Regions from separate parts of the Homo sapiens genome. Here region 2 is linked to region 1. A link is an interaction called in ENCODE POLR2A ChIA-PET data of the cell type or tissue named here. Cell type or tissue: endothelial cell of umbilical vein. All regions are shown on one strand.

The links. ChIA-PET counts read pairs that join two places held together with the same protein. Peaks named below come from ENCODE experiments on the same cell type or tissue, not always from the same donor. Only the 100,000 strongest peaks of a DNase experiment are listed, where the experiment ranks them.
Region 2: POLR2A ChIA-PET joins it to region 1 with 6 read pairs; 2 of 35 experiments call an interaction of 5 or more read pairs at or near these places.

Annotation. Positions count from the first base shown.
Region 1 is chr12:42,968,129-42,973,128 of GRCh38, forward strand. No RefSeq gene overlaps it. Among named protein-coding and RNA genes, the nearest start is that of LINC02461, 180 kb to the right of the region's middle. In endothelial cell of umbilical vein, no CTCF peak of the experiment used is centred here; DNase peaks (open chromatin) are centred at 1,403, 2,063 and 3,033; H3K27ac peaks cover 2,544 bases.
Region 2 is chr12:43,418,476-43,423,475 of GRCh38, forward strand. The region is part of intron 28 of ADAMTS20 (ADAM metallopeptidase with thrombospondin type 1 motif 20); the gene reads right to left. Among named protein-coding and RNA genes, the nearest start is that of ADAMTS20, 130 kb to the right of the region's middle. In endothelial cell of umbilical vein, no CTCF peak of the experiment used is centred here; no DNase peak of the experiment used is centred here.

The DNA of each region.
Region 1 (5,000 bases):
AACATAGTGCTATTATGTGATATAAGTACTGAAATACAATGACGGTACATGTTATAATGGTGATTTGCATAAGATCCTCTTGCCATATAGAGGTGGTTCAGCGTAATTTTTTTAAGAGCTCAAACATGGGTATTTGAAGTCTGGTTTCTAATACTACCTATACCCCTCACTAGCTGTGTGATGTTAGGCAAATTACGTTGTCTCTCAGTCTCCTTATCTGTAAAGTGAAGACAACAGTAGTATTCATCTCAAAAGGTGTTTTGATTTTATGAGATATACTTATTATGAAATCACTTAGAATAAAATAAAAACTCCTTGCAATCATGCTAGATTCCAGTCTCTGCCCCTCTCATCAATCTCATCTTTCTCACCCTCTCCTTTACTTGTTACACACCAGCCACACTTTCTCTATGTCCTGTAATATACCAAGTCTTCCCTACTTTGGGCCTTAGAACATGCTGACTCCTTTTCTGAAATGCTCTAATACCCCAACTCCCACCAACTAATGGTGACTCATCTCTGAGATTTCAGCCTAAATATCTTTTCACAGGTCACAGCTCAAGCATCTTTCTCCTGATCTCAAAGTGTATATCAGTTCTATTCACGTTTCTGTTTTCTTTCCTACCTGCCTGTTGTTTTCTTACACAGTACTTGTAATAATTTTAATTCTATCTTCTTCTGTGTATATACAATATTTATCTTCCTCCCTAGACTGTAGCTCAAGAGGGTGAGGATCATATCTTTTTCATCACCGTAAACTCATTTCACCACAAAGCTTGGCAAGGAGGATATACTTTAAATATTTAGATTTAATAGGAAATAAATGAATGGAAACATGGCTTTGCATATAAAGCATTAACACTGTGTCTGGCTTATAGTAAGAGTTTTATAAATGCCAACATTTATAATTTTAAACAGCAGGTATTAGATTTAGAGAGTGAGAGGGGTCAGAAAATTTTCCTGGAGGAAGTGACATTGGAATTGAAGTTTGATATCAAGTTCTTACTTTCTCATGTTTTTGGGCTTTACAGAACAGGGATTGTTAGGCTATATCAGTATGTTTTATGACAATCCATAAGAATTTTAAGAAAAAAAATGACTAATCCCTTTACTTTTGAAATTATTTAGCATAGTTTCTTCTGATGTGTTCAAAGCACTGCTTCACATTATCTCTTGGAGGCAGGTCACAGGAAAGATGGTTATTTCTGTTTCAGAGATAGAGAATTACAGAACAAAGAACAAAAGTGAAGTCAGGCTATGTGGTGGACCTTCTGGAACAGATGAAGGAATAAAAGGCAAAGGGCATCAAAGCAAACGTTAAAGCCAACAGGTCAAGGAAAGTATTACCGAATTCCCAGCAAGTTACATGTTTGGCTGCCGCAGGCTACATGCTGGAGCTGATATGTCCAAAGGGAGCATTCCGGAAAAGGGAGTGGTCTCCGTTCCAGCAGTCTGGACTCCCCAGAGTGAAACTCAAGATAGCCTCATTAGGAATCAGGATGGCTCTGTCAGAATAGGCCCTAGCCATGATTCCATGGACTGAAATGACCTCCAGCAGGTAAAAATAAGAGCTGATGAAGTCTGAGGACTTGCAAGGTGCTCACAGTCCTCATTTAGGAAGATTTTCCAGGATATACAGAAGATCTCAGATTAGAATACCTATTTATGGGGTTTTATAGGAAACCACCATGCTGCCACATACTCTATTATTTCAACTTTGCCAACTTAAGCTCATTTAAAGAGCTTAAAATAATCAAAGATGCTAAGTATTTAACATATGTTTCCGTAAAATGAGTGGAAGGAAGAAGGATAAGATCTTCCTTTTGGGCAATTCATTGGCGACTACTGCAGGAAGAAAAAAGTTTTGATTTTTGTTCAAGGAAGTTTTTTTTGTCTTTTTCCATTCTTCCTTCCTGTCTGGCCCCTAAAGTAAAAACTCCCAGAAAGCATAAAAACAGAGACTATCAAGCCTGACTCAGTTTCCTCTGTCTCCTCTTTGGCAGGCTTTTCCCAGCCCATCCGAATCACTGAAATCAGTATCATTCTTGAAATGAATACGGTTGCTTTCTCCTGCCTAACATGCCAGTCTCAGAGACTAAGGCTATGATTTCTTTGAGTCAACTTTTATTTAGTGTTTATTATGGGCCAAACTCTAAACTAAGCTCTAAATCTGCAAAGACAATAAAATAAGATGACTGCCAGTAAGAAATTCTAATCTGCTGGGTAGGGAGAAACACAATTTGCTGCAGTGTAATAATTATTCCTTGATAGACATAGTTTCTATGGGAGCCCAGGGAAGAGAATAAGACCATCAAATCATTCATTTATGGAGTGCTGACCAAAGGCGAAGCCTTACCCTGTATCTGGGAAAGATAAACACTGAAAAAAGAAAAGTTTCATTTCCTCCAGGAACTTAACATGCACTTATGAAAGGCATACACACACACACACACACACACACACACACATCAAATAATATATAATGATATCTATTTTAGGTTCCTAAAAACTAACTGTGAAAAAGTACTCCATGCTCAAAGGTGACTTCTATATCAAGCATTATAGCAGACTGGAAATCCTAAAACCCTCATCTACCTAAAAATGCTCAGTAAAATATTTAATATTTATTTTTAAATGCATTGCTGACCTGGAAACAAATTTGTATGAAGCGAAAAATAATGCAAAAGTAAAAATCCATAGAAGTAAGCCAGTGGTGAAAATCCCCCATTTTCCTAAAGTCACCTGCCATTTGCCCATAACTCAGAGCTTTGGTTTTGTTATTAAATTGGGGCCAAGAAGCAAAGACTAAGACCGTGTCGGCATAGATATCAGAGGTGAAAAGCTTTGACCCACCACATGACACTGTTGGTGAAATAGTGAACTAAAAGTATCCCTACCTTGACTTCTACTCCTAGTGGAAGAAAAAATTCTTCCCTGTGCCGGCCACCTCAGAGATTTGAGGCCCAAGTTTATACTACTCTTGTGTTTGAGATACCTTAAGCTTAGAATTTATTATAAAGTGACCCTTGGTTGGCAGTCTCCCAAGATGCTTGGCAGAAGCAAATATAAATCTCTCTGGAATAACATGTCTTAAACTTAGGACTCAAAAATTCCCATAGATAAAGTTTTTTGAACATATACTCATGATTACAAAATTGTATAACACAAGGAAAGAAGCAACCATGAACACAAATCAGCAAAAATGAAGCCAAAGAAACCAAAACAACCTAACAGACTAAAAAATAGAAATGGCAGACTCAGACTCACAAAGATATTATATATTGTAATTATTGAATTATTATATTTAATGTGTTTAAAGAAATAATAAGGTATGAGTATAGAATAAGATTTTAAAAATGAATAGGCAGATTTTAAAAGACTCAAATAGAAATTGTAGAAATAAATATAATTGAAATAAAAAAATGAATAGGTTAAACAGATCAGACAAAGCTGAAGAGAAAATTAGTGAACAGGAATATATCTGAAGAAATCTAGAATGTAATAAGAGAAACAGATAAAACACTATAAAAGAGATAAAAGCAATATAAAAGAGAAATTAAGAAACATGAAAAATGCCAGTGAGGCAATATAACAAATGTCTAATTGGGTTCTAGATGAAAAGCAGAGGTATTGCAGAGAGACACTATTTGAAGTGTTAAGATCTGAAAATTATCAAAAAATTATATAAGAACATGAATCCCTTGGAATCCTTGGAAACAGGAAATCCAGAAGTTCCAAACAAGTCAAATAAAATGAAAACCACATCAAGACGCTTTGTAGTAAAATTTCTTAATACCTAAGACCCCTCCTTCCCCAACCCCAAATAGCTAGAGAGAAAAAACACATTGTTATCTATGGAAGAATAATAGTCAAATTGCCATCTAACTTGTCAGAAACAACAATATAAACTAAAAGAACACCAAAAACTGTCTTCAGACTGTAGAGAAAATACTCGTCAACCTAGTAGTGTGTGCCCAGCAAAATTATGCTTCAAGCTGGAAAATAACATTGAAGTTTTTTTCAGACAAACAATACTGATGGATTTTGATCAATAATATACCCTAACTATGTGAGAAAGATGAAAAAAACAATTTGTATAAACAATAACAACAATGTCTAATTTTGTTGTTATAATAATGATGTAACTAAAATACTTTGGTAAATATATCTTACTGGCTTTAGACTTTTTAAAATTAAATGTGCATGTTAAATTCCTATATTCATGATTAAAATAATAAAGGAAAAGTTTATAATTCTAAATGAGTTGTGGGCAGAATCCAGAATGAGAAAAACCAGCACAAAAGTATGCAAGAACGAAGATAAAAAGAAACAAACAGAAGAGGGAGAAAGTTTAGGAAACACAAAATAAGAAAGTATAAATGAATTAAAATATGTCAGTAATTACAACAAATACATATGGGCTACATTTTTTAGTTAAAAGACCAAATTGCCAGACTGGTTAAGGAACTCAATTTAGTTATATATTGAATTCAAACGGCACACCTAAAACAAAAGAACTCAGAGAGGTTGAAAGTGAAAGGATGGGACCATAAGCATTAAAAAAATGCTCAAATTCTAATAATCAGGGTGGTGCAAATAATGATGCCACTAACACACCCTCCAGATGACAAAAATGTAAAGGTTCATGTTTGGCAAGAATATGGAACAGTAAAAAATTTATATAGTGCTGGTGGGAATGTCAGTTGGTACCATATATATATGAATATTCATAGCAGCACTAATTATAATAGCCCAAACTAGAAACAATCCAAATATCTATCATCAAAACAATAGATAAATGTGCTGTATTCATACAATGGAATATTATGCCATAATAACCAAGATGAGGAATGAAAATGAAAGAATAAGTGTGCAGGGAAGGTTGAGCCCTGAGTTAGACATGTTGACTTCAAGTTACCTGTGAGGTGGAAGAACCCGGGGATGTATTGCTGATGCTGGAAATGTGGACTGGACTCAGAAGCAAAATAAGGGCTTGGGCA
Region 2 (5,000 bases), 450 kb after region 1:
ATTTTTGTATTTTTAGTAGAGGCAGGGTTTCACCATGTTGGCCAGGATGGTCTCAATCTTACTGACCTCGTGATCTGCCTGCCCCGGCCTCCCAAAGTGCTGGGATTACAGGCATGAGCCACTGCACCCAGGCTCGCCAAGGGCATATTTTTAAAACTTTGAAGCAAACATTTCAGAAACGATATGCCAATTGTATATTTCTAAAATGTTGAAACAAAAATTTCTAATCTGTTTAAATGGCTTCCGAATATTTCAAAGTTTCACTGAGTTTTAAAGCTTCTTGTTAAAATATTGAACTACAGCTTCTTTTAGTAGTACTTCAAGAACTGAATAACCTGGAAAATAGAAATTTGTGAAGCAAATTTCAATCTTTTTCCAATAATTATTTATACTGGATTTGAAGTCAATTACTGGTATATATCAGGAGCATTCAGTGACAAACCTTGTTATTTGGAGGTATTTTGTGAGGTATATTTTTCAGCTAAAGAAGTTATTGAAACCACATATTGAAATAAACCATATTTTAAAACTGCTATAGCACAATGTTGAAACAAAATGTTCAAAACTAACGAGTCTACTACTTTTAAAAAAATTAAATGGTTAGAACAGTTGTGAGAGAAAAGTTACCATTCACAAAATAAAAATTATATTTAACATTAATTATTCAACTTACCCTTTTAAATTTACACTTGTATATCTTCTATAAATCACATAATCATATGTTAGTTTATGTGTGCAATGTATGACTATATAATACATATATATGGGCACATTCTCAAAATGTTCTACTGAGAATGATACGTATGATCAAAAAATTAAAAATCAAATGACTTAAAAATGTTTATTCCTAACAAGGAATAAACATAAAAACGTTAATGTCTGAGTGATGTGATAATGTAGAAATTAAAGTATGATTTTCTCAAACTATTGGAAGGTAACACACAAAGTTTCTATAACAAAAATTTGGGATATCTAAATGTACTAATATTAAGAATGCTTATATATCTTCTATAAACAGCCTCAATATACAGCACATAGATATTGTAGAACACTGACAACAATTTCTTGAGATGCTTAAACATTCCTAAAGCATTATGCCTGAAAAATAGGAGAACTGCCATGGAAACATGGACACTTTCACTTTCTTTAACATGGAAACATATAGAAAAAAACATGGCCTATAACCATTTCATATTGAGAGTTTTTAGGGTTATTTTATACTGTACATTCCAACTTCACTCAACATTATAACACACACACACAAACACACACACACACACACAGTCTCCTCTTTTATGATCTCACCAATAATTAGAGTATCCACTTAAATTTTTCCCAGGTCATACATTTCAAATCTGCAGGGCCCAATTTTGTCTTCAAAATTATTTTCTGAACATCATATCTAGGACAAACTATACATCCATCTACATTCTCTTCTTTGGTGACATATGAAATCCACATGTGCAGAAAAGGTAGATGCTGCAATTATGCAAAATATTATTCTTTTATGGTAGGGAATTAGGACACTGCTTATCTCTTGCCAGGTTATGACAGAATAGCCTACTAGTTTAGGCTTTGTAGAAGGAACAATTGCCGAATTATTTTACTGTTAAATACAATCTTCATTACTAATTCTTGGATTATCTCAACCTAGTAAGCCCCAAATATTATGGGTCTTCAGTATGATAAATCACATGGTTGTTACTGAAATGTGTTAGGAATCTCACCCGGCATTCTGGCCACCTGTTTATTAATTACATTCATTGCTAAACTGCAAACACCTTGTCCACAGTGCCTGGTTTATTTTTAGTGACCATTACGATGTCTAATATGTAGTAGATACTCATACTTTTGGGGAGAATCAATGAATGTACTTTAGAAAGATACAGTAGAAAACATAATAAATGGAAAAATACTAGTTAAATACTTAATTGTTATGAGAAGTGTATTATAAAATTTATTTTTAAAATATATTTCTAACCTGTTTACTATACTTATGTGTCTTTTTCAAATTTAAGAAAACAATTACTATGTTTTCACTGAACACTCCACTTTACAAAGTCAACATAAAGAAGTGGCAGTTTCTTGAAACTATTTGCCTACACATTGCCTGGCTCCTGCTGGCCTTAGGAGCAACAGAGGCAGTTTCTTCCTGAGTGCATTTCTCTTAAATGGGAGCTACAGGGGGAGGCAGAGCCCAACACCCTTTGCTCAGACCCTTAGTGCTCTTTTCAAATGGACAAATGTCAGATTTACCGGTGTTTGCTGCTACTACATGCTCATTTCTTCTTCTTCCTCTTCTTCTTCTTCTCCTCCTCCTCCTTCTTTTTTTTTTTTTTTTTTTTTTTTTGAGATGGGGTCTCGGTCTGTCACGCAGGCTGGAATGCAGTGGCACCATCTCGGCTCATTGCAACTTCCACCTCCCAGGTTCAAGCGATTCTTCTGCCTCAGCCTCCAGAGTAGCTGGGATTACAGGCGCATGCCACCACGCCCAGGTAATTTTTGTATTTTTAGTAGAGACGGGGGTTTCACCATGTTGGCCAGGCTGGTCTCGAACTCCTGGCCTCAAGTGATCCAGCCGCCTCAGCCTCCCAAAGTGCTGGGATTACAGGCATGAGCCACTATGCCCGGCTTACATGATCATTTCTGACAGTGCTTCTATTTGTTGCATTCCATTATATCATATAATAGATTTAGTACAGTATATATTTTTTTCTGCACAATGTTTCAGAAGGACATTTTTTTTAAGAAGAAACACAAAGTGAATGCGCCAGAATTTAGGGTTCAAGTAGCAAGCTTTCATTTACAAAAAAAAAAAAAAAACTTTCTCTTTTTTTGTGTGAGGAAAAACAATCTTTAAGGCAAAAAGGAAAAAAATATATATTCTCTTCCCTACTGTTGGATAGTCATCATTCCCAAAGCACACTGAATACACACTATTTGTTTACCAAATATGATTTCATTCTATGTGAGGAATAAAAACATTCCAAGAAAATAAATTACTTCTAAAATGAAACTTAGTGAGAAAATTTAAGTAATATGAATTTACTTAAAGAGCATTTGCTAGTTGAATTGTGTTACACGTAATGTCCCTTACTATATATGAATGAGAAAAGTAAAACTTTTACTCACCTTTTAAAGACTACCTTGGTCATAAGCATATCTATTTTTAACTTATTAAATAAATTTGCTTACATCATTAATTTGTATTCATTGTTTATAATATATAAAGAGAAAATTATAAAAATTTCACAGTATTTAAAAATTGACTGCTAACAAATAAGTCTTATACTTTTAAATCCCAGTGTTAGTTTCTAACAAGAATATTATGTAAAAAATACAGTAGCTTATACATAAACTAAATACAATTATGAAAACATATACTATTCAACAATTAAATGTTTAATAAGAGAAATTAACAGTTTGTTATTTAAGAAAAACACCACCGAAAGAAAGGAGGCATTCCTTATATTAATAATATAAGATCTGTTCAGTGACTCGGAACATTTTAAGTGCAAGGAGTAAAAATACAACATACATATGAATGACATAAAGCACAAAGCCACAATACCCACTAATAAACGGGTTAAAATACAATCATTTCACGCTGACTAATCACCAAAAATGTAGCCATTAAATTAACATAGGCTAAGATTTATTTATTCCTTTTTTTATTACAGCACAAGACTTTCTACAACATGAAGAAAATTTAAATGTATCTTAAAGCTTTCTAATAATATTTTAAATAATTTTACATTTCACATTTCATTTGCTTTAAAATGAAAAATGTTTCTGAGATTTCATGTCACTCACTCATACACACACACATGCATGCATACACACTCTTAATTTTCTACTTAGTCAACAGGATCTGTTGAAGTTAAAGTTATCCATGAAAGAATATTAATCTAATATGCTAATAAGCTATTCTGAAGTTTGTCTAATATGCACCAACACTGAAAGAGGTAAAATGTTATATTTGGTATTGACAACAGAACTTCAGATCCCCTAAACCCATTTAATATAAAAGTCTAATTTAACAAATAAATATGCTTCATATAATAAAAGAAATCCAGTCACTCTAATAATATGTAAGTACTTCATACATATAAAAAAGTAAATATGATTGTAAAAATTCTATACAAACCTTTATTGTGATTTTTAAAACTTCAATACATTCAACTTATCAAAAAAATAAAAATACTACATTTCTTCATAGTGCAAAGAGTGAATTATTCAATGAATTCCTTTTGGGATATACATGTAATAACACTAAATAATTCTGCACATCTGTCTTACTATTTGGCAATCTGTGATTATTGTTTTCTTGGTCATTTGTTTTTGTGAGGTTGAAAAGTCATCTATACAGAGGACTTTAATGAGCATTCAGATTTTTCACTTGTGATATAATTTACATACAAAAAATAGCATAACAAAAATATATTGGAATATAGTATAGATACATTTACATAAACATTGCATGAATATCACAGTGGATATGTAGAGAAGGTTGATAAACCTTAAAATGTAAAATATCAAAGGATCAAAAACATCTAAAACTGACCTGGAATGAATTATTTGTAATTTTAATATTCTATAAATCTAAGTACCTTTTTATGTTAAACTTAAAAGCATTATAATGTTTATTAAATAGAACAGGGGTCAGCAAACTTTTCCCAGAAAAAGTTAGATAGTAAATATTTCAGGCTTTGTGAGTTACAGAGTTTCTATTGCAACTAATCAATGCTACTGCTGTAGTGCAAAACCAGCCATAGATAACACGTAAACAAATGAGCATGACTGTGTTCCAATAGAACTTATTTTAAAAATAGGCAACAGGCCAGATTTGGTACCTGGACCATAGTTTGCTGACCTCTAAAACAGAGAATCTGACTCACAAACACTTAATTTTAATTGCTTCAATATCTAATATAAAGCATGAGACCTAAGTAAATGTTTAATGCTTGGTGAATTGAAGTCATGAATGGGTAGGGAAAATA